2 separate regions of the Homo sapiens genome follow, and region 2 is linked to region 1. Evidence: read pairs that join two places in POLR2A ChIA-PET (ENCODE). Cell type or tissue: GM12878. All regions are shown on one strand. Each heading gives the region's core, and the rest is flanking DNA. Links, peaks and the distances in the headings are about the cores only. Region 1 overlaps TAOK3 (TAO kinase 3). Region 2 overlaps TAOK3 (TAO kinase 3).

Evidence for each region. ChIA-PET counts read pairs that join two places held together with the same protein. Peaks named below come from ENCODE experiments on the same cell type or tissue, not always from the same donor. Only the 100,000 strongest peaks of a DNase experiment are listed, where the experiment ranks them.
Region 2: POLR2A ChIA-PET joins it to region 1 with 10 read pairs; 5 of 35 experiments call an interaction of 5 or more read pairs at or near these places.

Annotation. Positions count from the first base shown.
Region 1 is chr12:118,179,565-118,190,296 of GRCh38, forward strand. TAOK3 (TAO kinase 3) reads right to left here. Exons shown (of 21, transcript NM_016281.4): 14 at 10,243-10,377; 15 at 1,807-2,043. Among named protein-coding and RNA genes, the nearest start is that of PEBP1, 49 kb to the left of the region's middle. In GM12878, for the core only: CTCF peaks have their summits at 2,183 (motif pointing right) and 2,892 (motif pointing right); a DNase peak (open chromatin) is centred at 2,912; H3K4me3 peaks cover 506 bases; H3K27ac peaks cover 1,881 bases.
Region 2 is chr12:118,353,565-118,364,296 of GRCh38, forward strand. All of the region lies in intron 1 of TAOK3 (TAO kinase 3), which reads right to left. Among named protein-coding and RNA genes, the nearest start is that of TAOK3, 14 kb to the right of the region's middle. In GM12878, for the core only: a CTCF peak has its summit at 4,351; DNase peaks (open chromatin) are centred at 4,017 and 5,504; H3K4me3 peaks cover 4,076 bases; H3K27ac peaks cover 3,357 bases.

The DNA of each region.
Region 1 (10,732 bases), core at 1,837-9,836:
TGTGCACATGTACCCTAGAACTTAAAGCATAATAATAATAAAAAAAGATGATATTATGACTATCTGCCTTACCCTTCTGTTTTTTTTTTTTTTTTTTCAGTCGGAGTCTTGTTCTTGTTGCCCAGGCTGGAATGCAATGGCGTGACCTCGGCTCACTGCAATCTCCGCCTCCCGGGTTCAAGTGATTCTCTTGTCTCAGCCTCCCGAGTAGCTGGGATTACAGGCACCTGCCACCATGCCCAGCTAATTTTTTGTATTTTTAGTAGAGATACGGTTTCACCATGTTGGCCAGGCTGGTCTCAAACTCTTGACCTCAAGTGATCCACCCACCTCAGCCTCCCAAAGTGCTGGGATTACAGGCATGAGCCACCATGCCTGGCTGGTTTTTTTTTTTTTTTTGGAGATGAAGTCTCGCTCTTGTCACCCAGGCTGGAGTGCAATGGCACAATCTCAACTCACTGCAACCTCTGCCTCCCAGGTTCAAGCGATTCTCCTGCCTCAGCCTTCTGAGTAGCTGGGATTATAGGCATCTGCCACCACGCCCAGCTAATTTTTGTATTTTTAGTAGAGACGGGGTTTCACCATGTTGGCCAGGCTGGTCTCGAATTCCTGACCTCAGGCGATCCACCCACCTCGGCCTCCCAAAGTGCTGGGATTGCAGGCGTGAGCCACTGTGCCTGGCCTTTTTTTTTTTGAGACAGGGTCTCGCTCTGTCACCCAGGCTAGAGTGCAGTGACACAATCTCGGCTCACTGCAACCTCTGCCTTCTGGGCTCAAGCAATCTTCCTGCCTCAGCCTCCCAATTAGTTGGGACTATAGGCATGTGCCACCACACCCAGCTAACTTTTGTATTTTTTGTGGAGACGGGGTTTTGCCACATTGTCCAGGCTGGTCTTGAACTCGTGGGCTCAAGAGATCCACCCACCTTGGCCTCCCAAAGTGCTGGGATTATAGGTGTAAGCCACCACATCTGGCCTTGTCTGCTTTTAAAATTAGTTTAGAACGTGGATGGGGACGAGAGATGTTCCCTAGAAAATCCAAATAATTGCCGGACTCATTATTTGCTCCTTTTGCTCAGGGGCTCATCAGCTGTAGGCAGGGATTATCACTACTATAAGAGACTATTTGTAAAGCAGTTTTCTTTTGAAGAGGACTGTGGGTATGGCAGATACAGTAACAGACTTTTGTTGTGCACGTTCTCAGAAGATGGAAGCATCTTGTTTCCCTTTACTTGTACCCAGGCCACCATCAAGGGACTGATACTCAGAATATACATAAGTATAATTTTTTTTTTTTTTTGAGAAGAGACTTCCTCTGTTGCCCAGGCTGGAGTGTAATGGCATGATCTTGGCTCACTGCAACCTCTGCCTTCCAGGTTCAAGCAATTCTCCTGCCTCAGCCTCCTGAGTAGCTGGGATTACAGGCATGTGCCACCATGCCCGGCTAATTTTTGTATTTTTAGAAGAGATGGAGTTTCACCATGTTGGCCAGGCTGGTCTCGAACTCCTGACCTCAGGTGATCTGCCTGCCTCGGCCTCCCAAAGTGCTGGGATTACAGGCGTGAGCCACCACGCCTGGCCTCAGAATATATTTGAATGGACAAGAATGTAACATATATTTTCAGTTGCTATTTTAGCTCTGAACGACAATTTTACATAGCCCTATAAAATCTAGAAACCCAATTTTGCCACCCCGGAAACAACAATTTTCCTCCATCCCCCACTCCTGCCTCTTGCTAACATCCTGCCACTGACCCCAACAGGCTGGGCTTGGTTGTGGCATGAAGGCGTGTGTGCACATACTGACCTCCTTTTCTATGATAGCCACTTGCTTCTTGGCCAGCTTCTCCAGCTCGATGGACGAGTTGTTGGCATGCGTCTCCACCTCCTTCTGTAGCTTGAGGCGGTGCTCGTCCATCTCAGCCTTCAGCTTGTTCTCCAGGGCGATCAGCTGCTTCTGGTGCTGGCGCCGCATCCGCTTATAACCTGACATCTGTTCCCGCAACTCGTTCTCCTGCTCATGCTCATGGATCTGTCGTGTAACCTGAATTGGGTTAGGAAACAGAACTCAGGTAACCAGGTTCATGGGAGACAAGCTTTCATGCAAAGTAGAACGGCCCTGTGGCATAATTTTATCCATCACCTTCACCATCAATTTACCTACTGTTTAGTGAATGCTCACCCGTAGGGGGCACTGTGCTAGATAGATACTCTTTATGTATTTTATCCCTAGTCCTCAAAACCATCTCATTCACTCATTCATTTCATTCATGAGGTAGGTGATAACATCTTAGTTTTATAGTTGAAGAAATTGATTCTTGAAAGAAACTCTTTATTCAGGCCGGGCACGATGGCTTACGCCTGTAATCCCAGTACTTTGGGAGGCTGAGGCAGGCAGACCACTTGAGGTCAGGAGTTGGAGACCAGCCTGGCCAACATGGTAAAACCCCGTCTCTACTAAAAATACAAAAATTAGCCAGGCATGGTGGTGGGCACCTGTAATCCTAGTTACTTGGGAGGTTGAGGCAGGAGAATTGCTGGAACCCGAGAGGCGGAGGCTGCAGTGAGCTAAGATCACTCCACTGCACTCCAGCCTGGGTGACAGAGACTCTGTCTCAAAAAAAAACAACAACAACAAAAAGAAATTATTTATTCAGTCAAAATATGTTTACATATTTTTGATATACCATCACATATATTACATGTTCACATTAACACAGCTAATAAGGACTGGATTGGGAATCAGGCCCATCTCTGTATAACTCCAGAGCCATGTTATTTCTACTGCACCAAGATTTCTCACCAACACTACTGACAACGAGCCCGATAATTATCTGTTGTGGGGGCCGTCCTGTGCATTGCAGGATGTTTAGCAGCATCCCTGGCCTCTACCCACTAGATGGCAGTAGCACCTCCCACCACATGACAATGAAAAGTATCTCCAGATATTGCCAAATGTTCCCTTGGGAACAAAATTCCTCTAGTTGAGAACTACTACACTGGTTTGTTTTGTATATGTGTGTGTGTGTGTGTGTGTATATATATATATATATATATATATTTTTTTTTTTTTTTAAGGATCATGTCTCTAACAGTCATAGACCTTTTAAATTAGTCTGAACATGATTTATTTCCTATTCCTAATATGAAGAGGTGAGTATGAGATCAAGAGATCTCTTAAATCATGTCTCCCCCATCCCCTTCTCTACAAAAGAAATGTTACCAAATTATAATACATTCACTCACTCTCCTAAAGAGGACAAAGCATTGCTATGATTTTTGGAAGGCTACTTTTCTTAGTAACTTTTCCTTAACTCATTTTCAAGTGAACATCCAACAAATTAAAGCTTGTAAATGTACATTTCAGCACCTCTTGCTCATTTCTATTAAATCTTTTGTGATTTTTCCAGTCCTTCCTTCAATTTATCTTCTCTCTTTATTTTCCTGATCACTTCCTCCCTATTTTTCCTATTTTAGAAAAAAAATCTTAATTCCAGGATTGTAACTTTAGTCTTGTTCTTCACTAAGTGATTTGGTCACTCCTATCTACTGTAAGGCCCATCTCCCCAGCCTAACACCCAACCAAGCTTTACAGGAAATTTTCAAGCTGCTATTAATTTTCTGTACTATTTTCAGTTTATGGGTTAAAATACATTTTATACAAAGAAGAGTTTGTTTCTCTGCTCTTTTTAGAAGGTGGCCCTGCATACTAAATTGAGTCCTTACTAACAAGAGAGTGCTGTTCTGTAACTAGATAGTATTATCAAAGTACACCATTAAACATTAGCCAAACTTTGAAACCTTTCCAGTTGAAACTAACACTGGGTTTCATATTCATTTCTCTTTTCTGAAGGATAATACTCTTTCAAGTATTAAGAATAAGAGCAGAGGATATTTTAAGACCAAAAAAGGATAGCATCACCCAAAAGGCACCTAACCCTCTAAAGAAAATAAATGATCTATTTTATTATCAGAAAATGTGTTTTTTTAATGGACATAATTCAAGATGAAAGGAGGAAAAGAAGTAGTTTGAAATATATGTATCAATTTTACTTCTTCACGCTTATATGTTTCTGAAGTACAACTTTAAGGAAGAAACAATTCTAATCAATGGAAAGGATACCATTTAGTCCTTTCTGAATTCAACTATTTTTCAGAAAAATATGGCAGTAAAGTATCAGGGTTAGGGTAATGAATTTTAGATATGTTTTAGCTAGAAACTTTTTCTTATTTTAGCATTCCTTCTTTAATCAGATTCCCAAAGCTGAGGCATGGCACACTCTAAGCTATCATGACACATTTAAAACTTGGCATAAGCATTGGCTTACAGCCAATAAAATATTCTCAGGATGGTCATTTCCCTAAACCAGGATGCCTAAAGATAAAAGGGAAATGAGTTGTGTCAAGAAAATTTTCTATTTCAGTTGGTGGGTGGGTGTCTGTAAAGAGGGTGGCTTTCTACTTGTACCAGATCACATACAAGGTGATCTGGTACAAGGATGTGGCAAAGAAAATTTACAGAGCTCAATCTGCTATCATTGTACACCACTGAATTCCAGGAGAGACATTTTGCTTTTGAATGCTTCCCATAATGTGGATAATTACCTTCTTAAACTCCTAATATCACCTTTCATTTGTCACAACTAAACTTTCCAAGTTTCAAATTGTCTTTTTGGGTATATATATAGAGATACTAAGCTTTATAATTCCATGCTCAAGCTGGATAGATGAATTTAAATAAAAGTATAACCAGATATTTCAATTGAAAAGTCTAACATGAAATATACAAAAAATATGATATTTACAGTTATATGTGCCTGTGTGTCTTAAGTGTACACTATGAGTTTTAAGAATACACCTTTTGGTCAATAAAATAAAAAATAATAGCTGATAACTTTTTCATGCATATGGTTTAAAAAGTGCTTTCACATATAATTTACCTCTTTAATTTTTAGAAGGCCTTGGATTCCTATGGTTCTTGAATTGCCTGAGGAAATTCATATCACCAAGGCAGAAAAAGAGTGACTATTTTCTGTTATAAAGTAATAGAGGGAATCAACACCCAAAAAAGTCAAAGCTAGAGAGGGTGGTAAGTCTAAATTACAAATTGAGTAAGTCTGAAATGGGAGAAAGTTATAAAGATGTAGTAACTGTAGTTTTTACAATGGCAGTCTCAAAAATGTGATCAACTAAAAGTGGGCAGTACCACCTTGCTCTACCCAGTGGATTGTGTGGAGAAAAACCTCATCTATCTCTTACTATATAATTGACCTTGGGCAAATTACTTAACCTCTTAAAGTCTCTCAGTTTCTTAATGTGTAAAGAGAGAGGAACTACCACTGTCTTCCTCAGGGTCAGAGGACTTTCTCATGTGAAAGTGCCTAGCAGGGTGTCTGACTCCTAGGAAATGCTCAACACATGCTGGTTTCCTTCCTTCTGATGCCAGGCTCTGCGAAGCATGTCCCTTGGCCCTCCACTTAGTATTTCTGGTGATGGAGACACAGAGCACAAGTGGATCCAGAAGAAGGGGCACATTTAAGGAAAAAAAAAAAAACTAGCTGTATCCAGGTTGTGGATTATAAAATTATGTATAATTTCTGAATCTGAATTATTACTTATTTCATGTATCTAGAATATGAAAAATAAACAAATAATAAATAATGTGCCATGAAAAGGAAGACCAAAACTTTTTTTCTAAAGGTTCCTATAGCTGTTCAATGCTACTTTATTTAATTCCAGCAAAATTCGGCCCTAAAACAAACCACTTCATCTGAAGTGCAGAGTGTCCCTACTGTGTACAAAACACTGCACTAGAAGGGTAATAAGCAACTTCCTGAACATAAAACAAGAGCATGGTGGCTGATGATGTTACCCTCTTAAGAGATCAAAGCCAACTTACAAGATTAATAATATGTAGGAATCAAAATGATGCATATGATAAAAGTGGCCACCTCAGCACTTAGAACAAATGAAATTTATAGCAAGTTCTTAAAAAGAATACAGTGAGTCACATTTTGGCATTAGAAACTTAACATTCTATTCTTTAGAATACCTAAGGAAAAACTGTTTTTTAAATTTTTGCTAAAAGTAATGACTGATAACAGGCAATTCTGCATTTATAAAAGAATATGTTACATGAGGAATTCTGAAATGCAAACTTATAAATCCAAATTCTCATGTGATAGCAAGGCTGGAGGTGACCTCATTCATTCGTTCATTCATTTATTCAATACACATTTATTGACAGACTTTGACCATATGGGTTGGGCATGTAGATTGGACAGCATAAGTGAGAAATGGTATCAGCAATGACCTTAGTGAGTTAAGAAGCCAAGAATAAGTAAAGAGATATGCAATATTTTGATAAGCATCCTCTGGTATACTGTCCAGGAAGAGAACACATTTTCAAGCATTTAGAAACAGGATGAAACAGTAGCATTTACTGCTGAGGCTCTCATATTTTTATTTTTAGGTATCAAATTCATTCACGTATCCAATTTCACAATTAGCTGAATTATTAGGGTGCATTTTAAAAACTCCAAATGAAGACTCTCTATGAGCTTTTCTATCGAATCTGGCAAAGCGAAGTAAAAGACTCTATATTTGCATGAATAGAACAATAATACTTTTCTCCTACATGCCTCCTTGGGAATTCCCCTATCACACCCTTCTCCCTGACATGTGTTCTAACATAAATTCGCCTCTGTAATGCAGTCACAGGTGAATTTGTGTTAGAACACACATTAGGAAGAGGGGCAGTGAGAATTCCTTCACAAAACCAAAAGCTGAACTCTGATAGATACACTGCTCTTTATATTAATATCTCTATCACAGAAACGGCCAAGAGCCCCAGACACTACAAAGTTTTCAGAAGAAATGACATCAGATGTAGCAACAGCTAAAAACACCCTCATGAATCACTAATATAATTAAAATATGAGGCTCTCCATAAAAACTCAAGGAAGGCACATCTCAAAGGCCCAAGAAGTCAGATTAGTGATTCTGCAGAACTATATAAACAACTTTTTTCCAGATAACACATGAGCCCAATATGAACTTCCTTACAGAAGAAGGAAAAGAAAGGTTAAAATAAAGATGCCATGAAATACCCTTCCTTTTCCTAATTCTTCAAAATAAGGGCAATAATCTCTGCCCTTAGAAAATTATAAAAATTATACAATTGTAATAAAAAGTTACAATGCTAAAGTTTTCTCAGGATTTCATCTGGTATCAAAGTTTATAGTCCTTCCTTATCCTTTGTTACAAATCCAACTGTGCAGCAGTGCATAATACAAAAATCTCAGTTATAAGGTGCCAAAATAATAAAGACATGTAGCAATACAGACCCAATGCCCATGGGCTTCTTCATATACTTGTCAGTAACCTCATTCAAAAGCACAATGTTGAAAGTGATACTAAGGGGGAAAAGCACAAAGCCAGGCCTCTTTTAGGCTTATGTTGAAGAAGTAGGCTCATAAACAAATTTTAGGAAGACTAATATCTTTGTCAGTTTGCAAGTAAATTTAAAATATGCATTTCATCATTTATTTATCTAGTTATTGAAAAACTAATTTCTAAATTCCTTTTCCCTGTTCACCTTTGGACCTCTTTGTGACTTGTTAGCGCCTCTACTAGAAGATGTTAAAGAACGAGTAAAACCAAAATAAATGAATAAATAAATATAGTATTGCCACCAACTATGAGAAGGCAAGGTTTCAACAATGACTTGATTTTTTATTATACTGGACTTTCACTTTCCCATGATCTTGCTCTTACTTTTATGTCATTTTAGTCATTTTCATTTGAGCTGGGGTCCATAAAACACAACAGAATTCATAATATATTTTTAAAAATTAAATATTTTATGATATTCCAGTGTCCTCATTTATACACTACTGTTGGCATTAGGCTTTAAAATAATATAGTGGGTAGAATTGTAGTACTTGGTAATATACATTAAAAAATCCATACCCATAGTTAGATTGTTCAAAATGGGACATGGAACCATACAACACCATACCTTTTCCCTTCCATTTTTTTTCCCCTCCCTAAAAGCCACTAGATACAAATACCATTGAACTCTGGTAAACTACCATCAATCCCAATCATGACTCCCAAAGCACTACATTTAGAGAGGGCACCCCACAAAAACAACTTATTTTGTGGCTAAAGCAACAGCATATCAGCTACTCTGTTTGTAACTTAATATAGGAGCAGGGGCCTTTTAGCAAATCAAAACTTCATTAGAGAGACTGGTTGCAGCTGTTCTCTGGATGGGCACTAGGAAGCCTGTACGATTCAGAGGGTTCCTGAGGACACTGCCCATAGCCCTGAGGTGGCATAGTAGGGAAGCAGCTTTTATCATCCACAGAGAAGAAGACTGTGATGGCTGATATACACACAGAGTAGCCCTGGGTGAGTTCACAGATGCGAGCATGAGATTATTCTGGCATGGCTGTAGTAATCTCTTGCTGGGAGGTAGGAGAGGTCATGAATATATGATGTGGGAATGAGGGTGTGGCAAGAGAGAAAAAAGAACCTGTCCCAGAGGGGGAAAGCCACTTGGTATAATGTCTGCTTCACATGTAAAACCACTGATGGTACTCGGTTGCTCAGAGCTTGTTATCATTTCCCCACTCATTTCAACATGAACGGGTCTGGATAAAGGTCCAAGTCTCACAAGAGTCGATGGTAAGTAGTCATAGTTCTCTAAAGCACCGTATTTCTTCTTTTGTCAGATATCATGGCATGAAGACAATGACTATTTGGTAATCTTATGATGCTTTATCTAGACTCAAAAGCACATTTTTAGGTGCCTAACAATCATTAGCAAATACATAGTGGACATTTTAAGATCTCCATTACATAGTGTAGCATTCCTTTAAAATGAAAAATTGCTCATCAAAGAGATCACAAGAAACTTCTACATAAAGGAACTTTAAAGTGGGCTTATTTATAAGCAGTTTAAATTAAATTGCTTGCTTTTAGACAGCAGCAGGCACAGCAATATGTACGTGCTTTAACTTCCATTTTTCCTTGCATTTGGGTTTTTAAAGGTTATAATCCATTATAATTTTCAAAGATAATCGAAGCCTTTAAAAGACTTGAGAAATAGAAGTAGAAATCAGGTTTAAAAAATAGGACAAGAAAAATGATCATTTCTGGGTCGGCCTTGGATGATGTCATCATAGGTTCTAAATGTAATAGCCAAGCAGTGTACACTAACTCTTCCTGCCCATGTGACCTCTAACATTAATTTGGGCAAAACAACTAATATTTCAATAATTTTTTGGCTGAGAAGTGAGATTCAGAAGCAAAAGATTAAAGAGAGTTTAGAGTGCCAAGGATGAAACGATGTGAGTGTGTGTGTGTGTGTGTGTGAGTGTGAGCGCGCACGCGCACGCGTGGGGGCCGAGGGGAGGAGGCATGAAAACTAACTCTTCCAGCACACACCCCTTTTGCTACTACAAGGGCATCCAGCAATCACATTTGCAATAGTAAAAATGCTGAAGAATCCTACAGTCTCTTTTCTTCCACAATCAGCCCTATCCTCTCCTACAAAGCCCTTCTTGCTTTATTGGTGCCAGGAAATTCTTCAGGGGTTAAATGGGGAAGTGCAGCCACTACCATTGTTGCAATAAATAAATGAATGAACCAGAAGGAACCAGCAATCCGTCCCTGGGAAACAAGTATCTTATTTTCTACAATTATATACATTATCCAGCAACCATATATTCTTTAAAATTATATTTTATCTTTTGATGTGTGTGTATACATTATAGACACATATGCATCTATACAAAAAGCAGCACAGTGCCGTGCATACATATACATCAATACCTTAAAAAAATTTAGCATTATTTATTTCAATGAAAAGACAAATAGCTTTTAAAAAATTGGACAGGCTAGCAACTTCATCTCAAAGGCCTTATATTTTGCACATACAGCATATACAAACACACACAGACACAGACACACACACACACACACACACACACACACACACACACACACAAAGGTTTTTTTTTTTTTCCATGCCATACACAATGCTAAAATATCTGAAATCAGGTTGCTATGCCAACAGATTTTTTTCCTAAAATGAATAAAATTATTAGGAGAGAGAAAACATTCTTGACTCCTTTCCTCCCATCCATGAAGCCGAGACAGGCTCAGGGAGGGCGAGAGGCTGCCAGATGGGGAGGAGGGGAAGGAAGGGAAGGTGGGTAGAGGGGTGTTTGCTTACCAAAGATGCTGATTTGATCGTGGCAAAGCGCTCTCTGTTCCGGTAGTGGAGGGCCTGGCTCTGAACTGACTGGGTAGGCCGCGGCTCAGGCCTGGGATCGCCGTGGCCCGCCTCATCCCTTATGAATACATGATCCTGCAGAAATGGATAAAAACAAGGAGAAAGTCCAGCTGTGCTCTTTCCTCGCCGGCTGCCTCTCTCTCACCCCTCTTTCTGCACAAGCACTGCTGTTTGAAATGCATAGTTTAGCTCTCTGCTAGTCCCCGCAGCTCCCACGGTACAAAATGAATAAGCAACACATTGCAGCCTTCAGTTAGGAATGTCAGCTGATCGCTAGTGGGATGCCTTCTGAATCCCTGGCAGGCTTTTTCTTTACCTCCAGAATTACATATATGCAAAAGAAAAAAAGAATAGAAAAAATAATGCAATGTACAGACTCCTTAGAACAGTTTGCTTAAAACGCTGTAACCAGATAATTCCTTTAAAAATG
Region 2 (10,732 bases), core at 911-8,910, 170 kb after region 1:
TGCTAGAAGTAGCATTTAAAGAAGATTCATCATGATGAGTTGGGAAAAAGAGACTGAAATGAAGGCAGGCCCCTGTGGTAGTCCAGGAACGAGGCAACAAGGGTCTGAATGGGAAAGGTGCACGAGGTGCAGTGCATTTTACCAGCGATGTAATGAGCCTTGAGACTATTATGTTAGGAATTCTCAGAAACAAGGAAAAACATGGAATAAGCCAGGAGCTGGCTAGGAGACAAAGGGGTTACATTACAGATTAACACCCTGAAATTTTAAACACTAAAAGTATATTCACAACGGCTAAACATTTTTTTTTTCAAGTATCCTATAAGGAGTTTCCTTGTTTGGTTTAGTGAATTGACTGCGGGTGTCCCCTAAATTTCACATCTGTTTTGCTAACACATCCCTATGAAAATCTGCTTATGTAAGAATTAGTTTTAATATTTTCAATACGTCAACAAAGTTAACTGACCCAATACAAGATATGAACCCTAGAGTCTCAGATTGTGAGAACGGAAAACATTCTTTATGCAGTAGTTGTCCTTATGTGTGGGGAATATGTTCTAGAACATCCAGTGGATTTATGAAACCATAGATAGTATGGAACTCTATATATACTATTTCCTTTCCTATATATACATAACTACAATGAAGCTTAATTTATAAATTAGCCACAATACTCTTGCACTTTGGGGATGTTATTAAGTAAAATCAAGGTTAGTTGAACACAAGCACTGAGGTACCACAACAGTCAATCTGATAACCAAGACAACCAGCTACTAAGTGACGAATAGGCACGTAGCATCTACAGTGTGGATAGGCTGGATAAAGGGATAATTCATTTCCCTGGCTAGAAGGAGTAGGTCAGCAGGAGATTTCATCACACTACTCAAAAGGGTAAGCAATTTAAAACTCATGAATGGGGCCAGGCACAGTGGCTCATGCCTGTAATCCCAGCACTTTGGGAGGCCAAGGCCAGAGGATCACTTGAGGCCAGACCGGATTTGGCTATGTCCCCACCCAAATCTCATCTTGAATTGTAGCTCCCACAATTCCCAAGCATTGTGGGAGGAACTCGGTGGGAGGTGAGTGAATCATGGGGTGGGTCTTTCCCGTGCTGTTCTTGTGATACAGTCTCATGAGATCTGATGGTTTTATCAGGGGGAGTTTCTCTGCACAAGCTCTCTTTTTTGCCTGCTGCCATCCATGTAAGACATGACTTGCTCCTCCTTGCCTTCTGCCATGATTGTGAGGCCTCCCAAGCCATGTGGAACTGTGAGTCCATTAAACCTCTTTCCTGTATAAATTACCCAGCCTCAGATGTCTTTATTAGCAGCGTGAAAACAGACTAATACATCCTGTCTCTGCAATTTTTTTTTTTAATTAGCTATCTGGGAGGCCAAGGCAGGAGGGTCCCTTGAGTCTAGGAGTTTGAGGCTGAGGCTGTGGTGAGCTATGATCGCACCACTGCACTCCAGACTAGGTGGCAAAGTGAGACTCTGTCCCAAAATAAATAAATAAAATAAAACTCATGAATGGTTTATTTCTGCAATTTTCCACTTTAGTATTTTTAGACCACAGTTCACCATGAGTAATTAAAACCACAGAAAGCAAGACAGGATAAGAGGGGACTATTGTATTCAAATATACATGTAAATATCTATGTTCTATTGTCACCAAAACAAAAAAAATTTTTTTAGCTGATCTAAAATCTTAAGACACAGTCCTAACTTTATCTGAGTGGTGTACTCAGAAGAAAACAAACACACTCTGCTGAGAAAATAACATTTTAAGAAATCAACACTTCACCATGTTGTTTCCCGGGCTGTTCCATCAAATTGGGAGGAAATGATCTCAATTGAAACAAAATGAAAAATGTTACTAAAGTGAAATTTGTCAGATTATATAATCATTTTGATGAATAATTATTAAATCTACAGTCGATCCCTGTCTCCTTCTTCCTATCCCCTTGGAATGGGTAGTACACAATGTGGTAAGAGGAAGGGCATAAATAAGATCGGTGGATTTCATCCCTGTGTTCCCTGGTACTTTCTAAATACTTCTATTATTATAACGCTGATTTTATTATCTATACATAATGCCATGTGTTGTTGTATCTCTTTCCATGATCACTTTCTGGTGAAGCTATGAATGAGAACTGAAATATCCAAAAATGGCAAAAATAAGCATAACTATTCTTGCACACTGAGCTCTTCCTTTACAGTGTGTGGCCAAAATTATGCTTTTCATACATTATTTCATTTAATCCTCACAACAATCCTGTGAAGTAGGTATTATAATTATATCAATTTTACAGAAGAAGAAACTGAGGTTTCGGGGAGGTTAAGGGATTTGTGCAAAGTCACAAAGCTAGTAGGTGGCAGACATGTTTATCTGCCACACTCTTATTAAACATTAAACTATCCTGCCAATCCCAAACCTATGTGACAGAAACTGAAAGTAAGAAATACCAGAAACCTGGATATGCTGCTGATCATGTAAAAGAATTAGGGAAGGGCATCAATTCTAAGAATTGTGTGATACAAATGATAGCTTCCTTGACTCACTTCCAACCTTTCCTTGAACTGAAAACATGGCATTCCATTCCTGAAGGAGAATGGGACACTACTATGCACTGGGAATGTAACTGTCCCCTCCCCTCTTTTAGTAGGATAACTTGCATTACTATTTGATGGTATTGACAGGATCTCAATATCTTCTCAATTTGGTCACTTTCTTTTTTTTTTTTTTTTTTTTTTGAGATGGAGTCCGGCTCTGTCGCTCAGGTTGGAGTGCAGTGGCACAATCTCAGCTCACCGCAACCTCCGCCTCCCAGGTTCAAGTGATTCTCATGTCTCAGCCTTCCGAGTAACTGGGATTACAGACTTACACCACCACGCCCAGCTAATTTTTGTATTTTCAGTAGAGACGGGGCTTCACCATGTTGGCCAGGGTGGTCTCAAATTCCTGGCCTCAAGTGATATTCCAACTTCGGCCTCCCAAAGTGCTGGGATTACAGGCGTCAGCAACAATGCCCGGCCTCAATTTGGTCACATTAAAAAAAAATGATATGGCCACGTGCAGTGGCTCACACCTGTAATCCCAGAGTTTTGGGAGGCAGAGGCAGGAGGATCTCTTGAGGCCAGGATTTTGAGACCAACCTAGGCAACACAGCAAGACTCCCTCTTTACAAAAAAAAAGAAACTTTAAAAAATTAGCCAGGCATGGTGGCACATGCCTGTAGTCTCGGCTACTGGGGAGGCTGAGGCAGGAGGATCACTTGAGCTCAGGAGTTCAAGGCAGCAGTGAGCTATGACTGTGCCACTGCACACCAACCTGGGTGACAGGGTGAGACTCTGTCTCTAAATAAACAAGCAAGCTACTACTTAGATCAGCCAGTTTAAGACTAACTAGGTTGGTTGGTAACATAAAAATGATTTCTTAATAGAATATCCAGTGACCCGAGCAACTTGCATAACTCCTACCAGTGAAACTAACCTTTAAAAAATGTTCTCAGTACATGAAATGTATTCATAAGATACTTCTAAAAATAACTCCCCACTGTAATTCCCTCCTTATGCATCTGGGCAGAGATGTCATATTTCCTTCACAAAGCTTCCTTTTATGTTGCAACAGTAAGAATCTCAATTTCAAGCTAAACCAGAACAATCTAGAACTATAAACTTTTTCATAAGACATGATTATTTGTATTAGTATGCTATATTTTATATAAATTGTCCACATGTGATGGGACATCCTTACGTTTTTAACTCAGAACTATTTTTAACTGGAAAACAAAGCAGCTGTAGTTTTAAATTCTGTCATCCTTCCCCCATCTTTTTTCTGCTAACACGTGGCTTTCCACAAAAGGGTCAGTGTGATCTTTGCAGATCAGAGATAAGGAATATAGCCACAATAAACTAGAGAAGGTTAAGCACGTTTTAAGTAATTCAGGAGTTTAAAACTTGTCATCTATGTATAAAACAAGCAAACAGTTATAAGTGGTTAAATAAACATGTACAAATTAATAGGATGGAGTTTGTAACTTCTACTTTTCCCTTCAACGAGTGTCATTTTGGCAGGCAGCCATATAATCTGCAATAATCTGTCATCACGAAGCACCACCCACTTCCTCTGCTTCACCCCCATCCAAGCTATGACTGGGATATTTCTGGACTGCTAATATAACATTCAGACAATCATAAAAGGCCTCTCAATGAAAGCTGAAATTAACATAATTTGTACTTTTAAGTTTTAAACATGCATAAATCTTAAGGAAAAAGAACGTGCTATATGACATCACATTTTAAAGATTATTTGACACTTAAAATTTCCTTTTTCATACATTAGAAAGAATAGCGCCCCCATTAGTAATATCCACTGCAATGCTTCTTAAATGAAAACATCCTATGCATAATTATAAGACTTAATTTACACATTTAACCTGCACAGTATTATGAGTTTGGATATGACAGTCACATGTTAGCCTATGCATTTTATTTAAACCTCATTCCAAGAGACTAGTGAAGTTGGTAAAGAAATTATTAAGGTAGCTTTCCTGATTTATAACATATTTTGCATTAACTTTTTAACATACAAATGATGACATGTCAAAAAAAAAGTATCTGTTTTCCTACTTAAACTAAATTCATTTTATGGACTATAGTAGTCACATAAATTGTTAATAACCGAATGGCCAACATGTTTTATTTTTATACTTTCATAAGTAGCTAACTCTATGTATTAAATTGATTTAAAAAGTTACAAAACAAAATAAATGTGACCAAACCCTCTGACTTTTCTGTCTCTAAATTTGGTATTACATTCAAGAAACAGCTCTGCTTTCTATACTATTTTCCCTTTCTGTGAATGAAGAAAAATAGGAGGCAGGCTTGTTACTTTTAAAGATCTCTAGGATGAATAGTGTGCCACTTGGAGTAGCTTGATTGTAAAATATTGTTTTAAAGTAATAATATCATCCATTAGCATAAACTGTATCCATTTAAGATGACCTTCAGTATATTTCAAGTTTTTTATTTAAAAGACTCTTCCGACAAAATATTGGTATTGTATTTCATGCTCAGCATTTACCTTAGTTATTCAGGAGAAAGAAAAAAATTAAATTTTTTTGAAAAATTGCCACTTTTATTTGTGGAATATCAAACTACAAATTAAATTAAATAGAGCACATGAATCCAATGACTTTTGAGGTTGATTACTCTCAGCTGGACTTTGAGCTAAGGCCATAAATATTTCACATGAAATTCAACAGAGTTTACTCATTTTTTTTAACAGTGTTTAGACACAAACCATATTTATAATCAACATTAAATGTAAAATAAAATACCAATGACACTTACTCACAGTAGATCTCAAACGCATGTCCTATATTTCCAGTTCAACATACTAAAGACTTTAAAAATTCCGTATTTAGCTACAACAATCAATACGATTTCCCCAGAGATGGCTTCATTTAAAAAACTGCCTCTTCCTCACAGGAAAGAAAAAACTGAACTTAAGTTATAAGAACACCCCAGGCTATCAGCACCTTCATCCCGAGAAAGGAAGTTATTACAGACACTTAGTTTTTTAAGTGAGGCTTAAAGAGAGTACTTCCTGGTCAGACAGCTAACGTCAACAGCAATTTATACAGCTTTGCATTTCGACATTTTAGAAAGAACTCTCTAAAAATTTTTCCAGAATTTTCCCCCCAGTACCTACAAAAGAGGAAAACTTGCTCAAGCTAATCTTATGTAAAAATCTATGAAAGTCTATCAATGCTCACCGTTATGGTATCAAGTAGATATCAGAACTGGTTACTATTATTGATAATTATATCAGCTTAAGTTTTAATTATTTTACACTTAGGCACCCTCCACTCTCCCTGCATACTAGAGTAAGGTTTCAAGGAACACAATATTAGAAAGAAAAGAACCAATTTACTTACAGGAGGACAACTCACCATCTCTTGATAATGAAGAAAAGGCAACCATTCTCATTTTAATTTGCAAATTGAAAGTTAATTCTCTTTTAAACTTATGTATTTAAAAATCTTCAAGAAACTTTGTACAATACTAAAAAGGAACTGCAGATAAAAACAGCGTGATCTGGGTGCCACACATTACTATCAGTATTGCAAGCTGAAGTATTTCCTGTTACAACGCCCATTGGTTCCCACAGGTGCAAGTGCCTATGGGTGGTGGCAATTCACCCTTCCTTTTGTAAGAGATCCACTAAAGGAGATTTAAGATTGGCACAAGCAATGCTAGGAACTATTCGAACAGAACTACCTTGGGCTAATACCGAGAGACACCCAAACTAGGATGATTGTGAATTGATGATTACCTAATTCAAAAAAGCTGGAGAAAATTTATTTCAATACTTTCATTATTTTTCTAAGATGCGCGATTATTAAGAATGTATGTGGTCAGGCGTGGTGGCTCACACCTGTAATCCCAGCACTTTGGGAGGCCGAGGCAGGCGGATCACCTGAGGTTAGGAGTTCAACACCGGCCTGGCCAACATGGTGAAACCCAGTCTCTACTAAAAATACAAAAATGGCTGGGCGTGGTGGCAGGAGGCCGTAATCTCAGGTACTCGGGAGGCTGAGGCAGGAGAATCACTTGAACCCAGGAGGCGGAGGCTGCAGTGAGCCAAGATTGTACCACTGCACTCCAGCCTGGGCGACAGAGTGAGACTGTCTCAAAAGAAAAAAAAAAAAAAGTATGGCCGGGCACGGTGGCTCACGCCTGTAATTCCAGCACTTTGGGAGGCTGAGGCAGGCGGATCACGAGGTCAGGAGATCGACACCATCCTGGCTAACATGGTGAAACCTCATCTCTACTAAAAATACAAAAAAATTAGCCGGGCATGGTGGTGGGCACCTGTAGTTCCAGCTACTCGGGAGGCTGAGGCAGGAGAATGGCGTGAACCAGGAAGGCGGAGCTTGCAGTGAGCCAAGATCGCGCCACTGGACTCCAGCCCGGGCGACACAGCGAGACTCCGTCTCAAAAAAAAAAAAAAAAAAAAAGTATGTGATTTCATTCAACAAATGCTTACTAATTGGCTTCTATGTGCAGGGCACTATTCTAGGCACTAGGAATACAATAATGAACAAAATAAAGTCCCTGTGGTCATTCATATAATATTTAGTGGACTTTTGAGCATTTCATATATAATGAGGAAACTTCCATAAAGGCAGAGATTAAGAAATTTGTATGGAAATTTGGAAACTCATTTGTAGTTAGTGTAGTTACTAAGAAGCATTGTAATAAGTGGTCACCAATTTAAACCTAAACAGAACTTTTCCAGAAACTGTCACACAAAAGTAGTGTTCTTTATGTTTTAATTGTTTTTAAAAGGCCATGTTGGAGGTAAAGGCATATGTTCCAGCAGGGAAAAGGAAAAACTTCTCACTATGAGTCATCAGTGACTAAGTTATTTTAATTCAGGCTTAAAACACATTTCAAACCCAATTACTTGTATATGCAGAAAACTGATAACAACCCTAAATTAACATCAGAAGCTTGATTTGACCAATTTTCAGGGTCAATATCAGCATCGAAGCAAAACAAGTGAAATTTTTTCTCAAGGGATAATGCCCCCGTACTGAATTTTATTATTATTTTGGTCTTATTAGACTTTAATGCCTAAAAGCCATGTCATCAAGCTTCCACTAGACTTCGTTACAGTGAACAGAGTTTTCTTAGGTTTTAGCCACAATGAGATACAGCCATCGTGGATGTATGGTGTGGTAGTAGGAATGGCTTTCATTTGTATTCAATGAAATAAAAATATAGTAAATTCAAGGCTGCTCCAAGAAAAATGTAAAACCCCGAGAGTAGAATTTGCAGATGAATACTACTCTTCCAAACTATCATTTACTTCCTTAGGATTTTTTTTTCTTTTTTTTTTTTTGAGATGGAGTCTGACTCTGTCACCCAGGCTGGAGTGCAGTGGCACGATCTTGGATCACTGCAACCTCCGCCTCCTGGGTTCAAGCGATTCTCATGCCTCAGCCTCCAGAGTAGCTGGGATTACAGGCATGCACCACCACATCCAGCTAATTTTTGTATTTTTAGTAGAGACGGGGGTTTCACCATGTTGGCCAGGCTGGTCTTGAACTCCTGACCTCAAGTGATCCACCTGCCTCAGCCTCCCAAAGTGGTGGGATTACAGGTGTGAGCCACTACACCTGGCTAGGATTTTATTTCCTTATTATTTTTAAAATTTCAACTTTTATTTTAGATACGGGGGTACATGCACAGGTTTGTTACATGGGAATATTGCACGATGTTGAGGTTTGGGGTATGGATCCCATCACCCAGGTAGTGAGCATAGTCAAACTATTAATAAAAATAATAATAATAAAAAAACATGCTGGTGAGGCTTCAGAGAAAGGGGACTGCTTATACACTGATGGTGCGAATGTAAATTAGTCCAGCCACTGTGGAAAGCAGTCTGGAGACTTCCTTATTTTTAAAATAACGAAACCTTTTTAGCCAACAAATCGGAGGAACTCTCAAAGTCAAATTTCTCTATTTAGTCAGTCAAGAAATATTTATTGTGCAACTACTAACTGCTAGGCACTGTTCTATGAGTTGGAGATACAGCAATTAATAAAACAAAAATCTTTGCTTTCATAGACCCTAAAATTTAGGGGTGTCCAATCTTTTGGCTTCCCTGGGCCATAATGAAAGACGAAGAATTGTCTTGGGCCACACATAAAATACACCAACACTAACAATAGCTGATGGGCTAAAAAAAAAAAAAAAAAAAGGTCCATGCATAAATCTCACATAAATCTCACAATGTTTTAAGAAAGTTTACAAATTTGTGTTGTGCCCCATTCAAAGCCATCCTGGGGTGCATGCAGCCTGCGGGCTATGGGTTGGACAAGTTTGCACGTAGGAATATAAGACAAACAAGCAAAAAATTCGGCATGTGAGGTGGTAAGTGCTATGGAGAAGGATACGGTAGGAAAGATGGAACAATAAGTTTATTTGTTCACAGTCGCAAATTGCCTAGATCACACAGTAAGAAAAATTGCTTTGGAAGACCAGAGTGCTAAGCCTCCCTCTCCCAGGCTCTACCTCTGACTCAAGTGAACATCCACCTTCTGTTGAAAATGACAATCTTATTTCAATTGTTGCTAATAGCTAGAGAAAGGAAAACAGGCCAGGTGTGCAGCGGCTCACATCTGTAATCCCAGAACTTTGGAAGGCCAAGGTAGATGGATCGCCTGAGGTCAGGAGTTCGAGACCAGCCTGCCCAACATGGCAAAACCCCGTCTCTACTAAAAACACAAAACACTAGCTGGGTGTAGTGGCATGCGCCTGTAATCCCAGCTACTTGGGAGGCTGAGGCAGGAGAATTGCTTGAACCTGGGAGGCGGAGGTGGCAGTGAGCCAGGATTGCACCACTGCACTCCAGCCTGGGCAACAGAGAAAGACTCCGTATCAAAAAAAAAAAAAAAAAAAAAAAAAAGAAAAGAAAGAAAGAGACAGGAAAACAAACTTTCAAATACCAATCTGATAAAAATACCACTTAAGGAAATAAAATAACAAATATGAAACACTGAGTCAAAGGCCACTTTAGAGAATATTATCAATGTTAAAAACGAACATACAAGTATCCATATACTTGCTACCACTGGTATCAGATTTACCAACTGTCAGGGTCACAAGTGAATTCTTCTCTTAGGAATGCACATTATCTTCACCAGCAGCAATAATTATATCTTACAATTGCACACAGAATTGTATGTATAATTATATTTAAATATTATTTTGAACCTAAAGTATTTAAATTTCCATACAATTTGACAATTAAGATACTAGTTGCAAGACACTAGGTTAGATGTATAAGACACTGTCCTTTTAAAATTAAGAATATGGATATCTAAGAAGGATAAGATAAGTACAAATCCTACAATGTAATATTAGAGAGTATTATGTAATAAGAAAAAGTACAAATCAAGTACTTAGGGAATTCAAAGCAGAGAGTAGCAAGGAGGATAATCAGAGAAGGACTCATGAAAGATGGCATTAGAGGTAGTTATGGAAAATGAGGAACAGAAGGCATACTACGTAAAAGAAATGGAACAAAATCCTGAATGGGGCACATCACTAAGCGCTTGGCTAGTTAAGAAGACCAGTCTGGTCAAGGCAGTGTGTGTGTGTGTGTGTGTGTGTGTGTGAGAGAGAGAGAGAGAGAGAGACAGACAGACAGACACACAGACACACACAAACAGGCTGATAGGAGCCTAAAAACAGGTTTACAGGCCAGGCGCGGTGGCTCATGCCTGTAATCCCAACAGTTTGGGAGGCTGAGGTGGGCGGATCACCTGAGTTTGGGAGTTTGAGACCAGCCTGACCAACATGGAGAAACCTTGTCTCTACTAAAAATACAAAATTAGCTGGGCATGGTGACGCATGCCTGTAATCCCAGTTACGCCTATAATCCCAGTTACTCGGGAGGCTGAGGCAGAATTGCTTGAACCCGGGAGGCAGAGGTTGCAGTGAGTGGAGATGGCGCCATTGCACTCCAGCCTGGGCAACAAGAGCAAAACTCCATCTCAAAAAACAAACAAACAAACAAATAAAACAGGTTTATAAATCTGTACTGAGTTTGGTAGGTCATGGGGAATTACTAAAGGTTTTGAACATGTGAGTGTCAAAATCAGAGCCGTACTTTAGGGAGAATAAAAGAGTAACAGTGTATCTAGGAAGAATGAAAA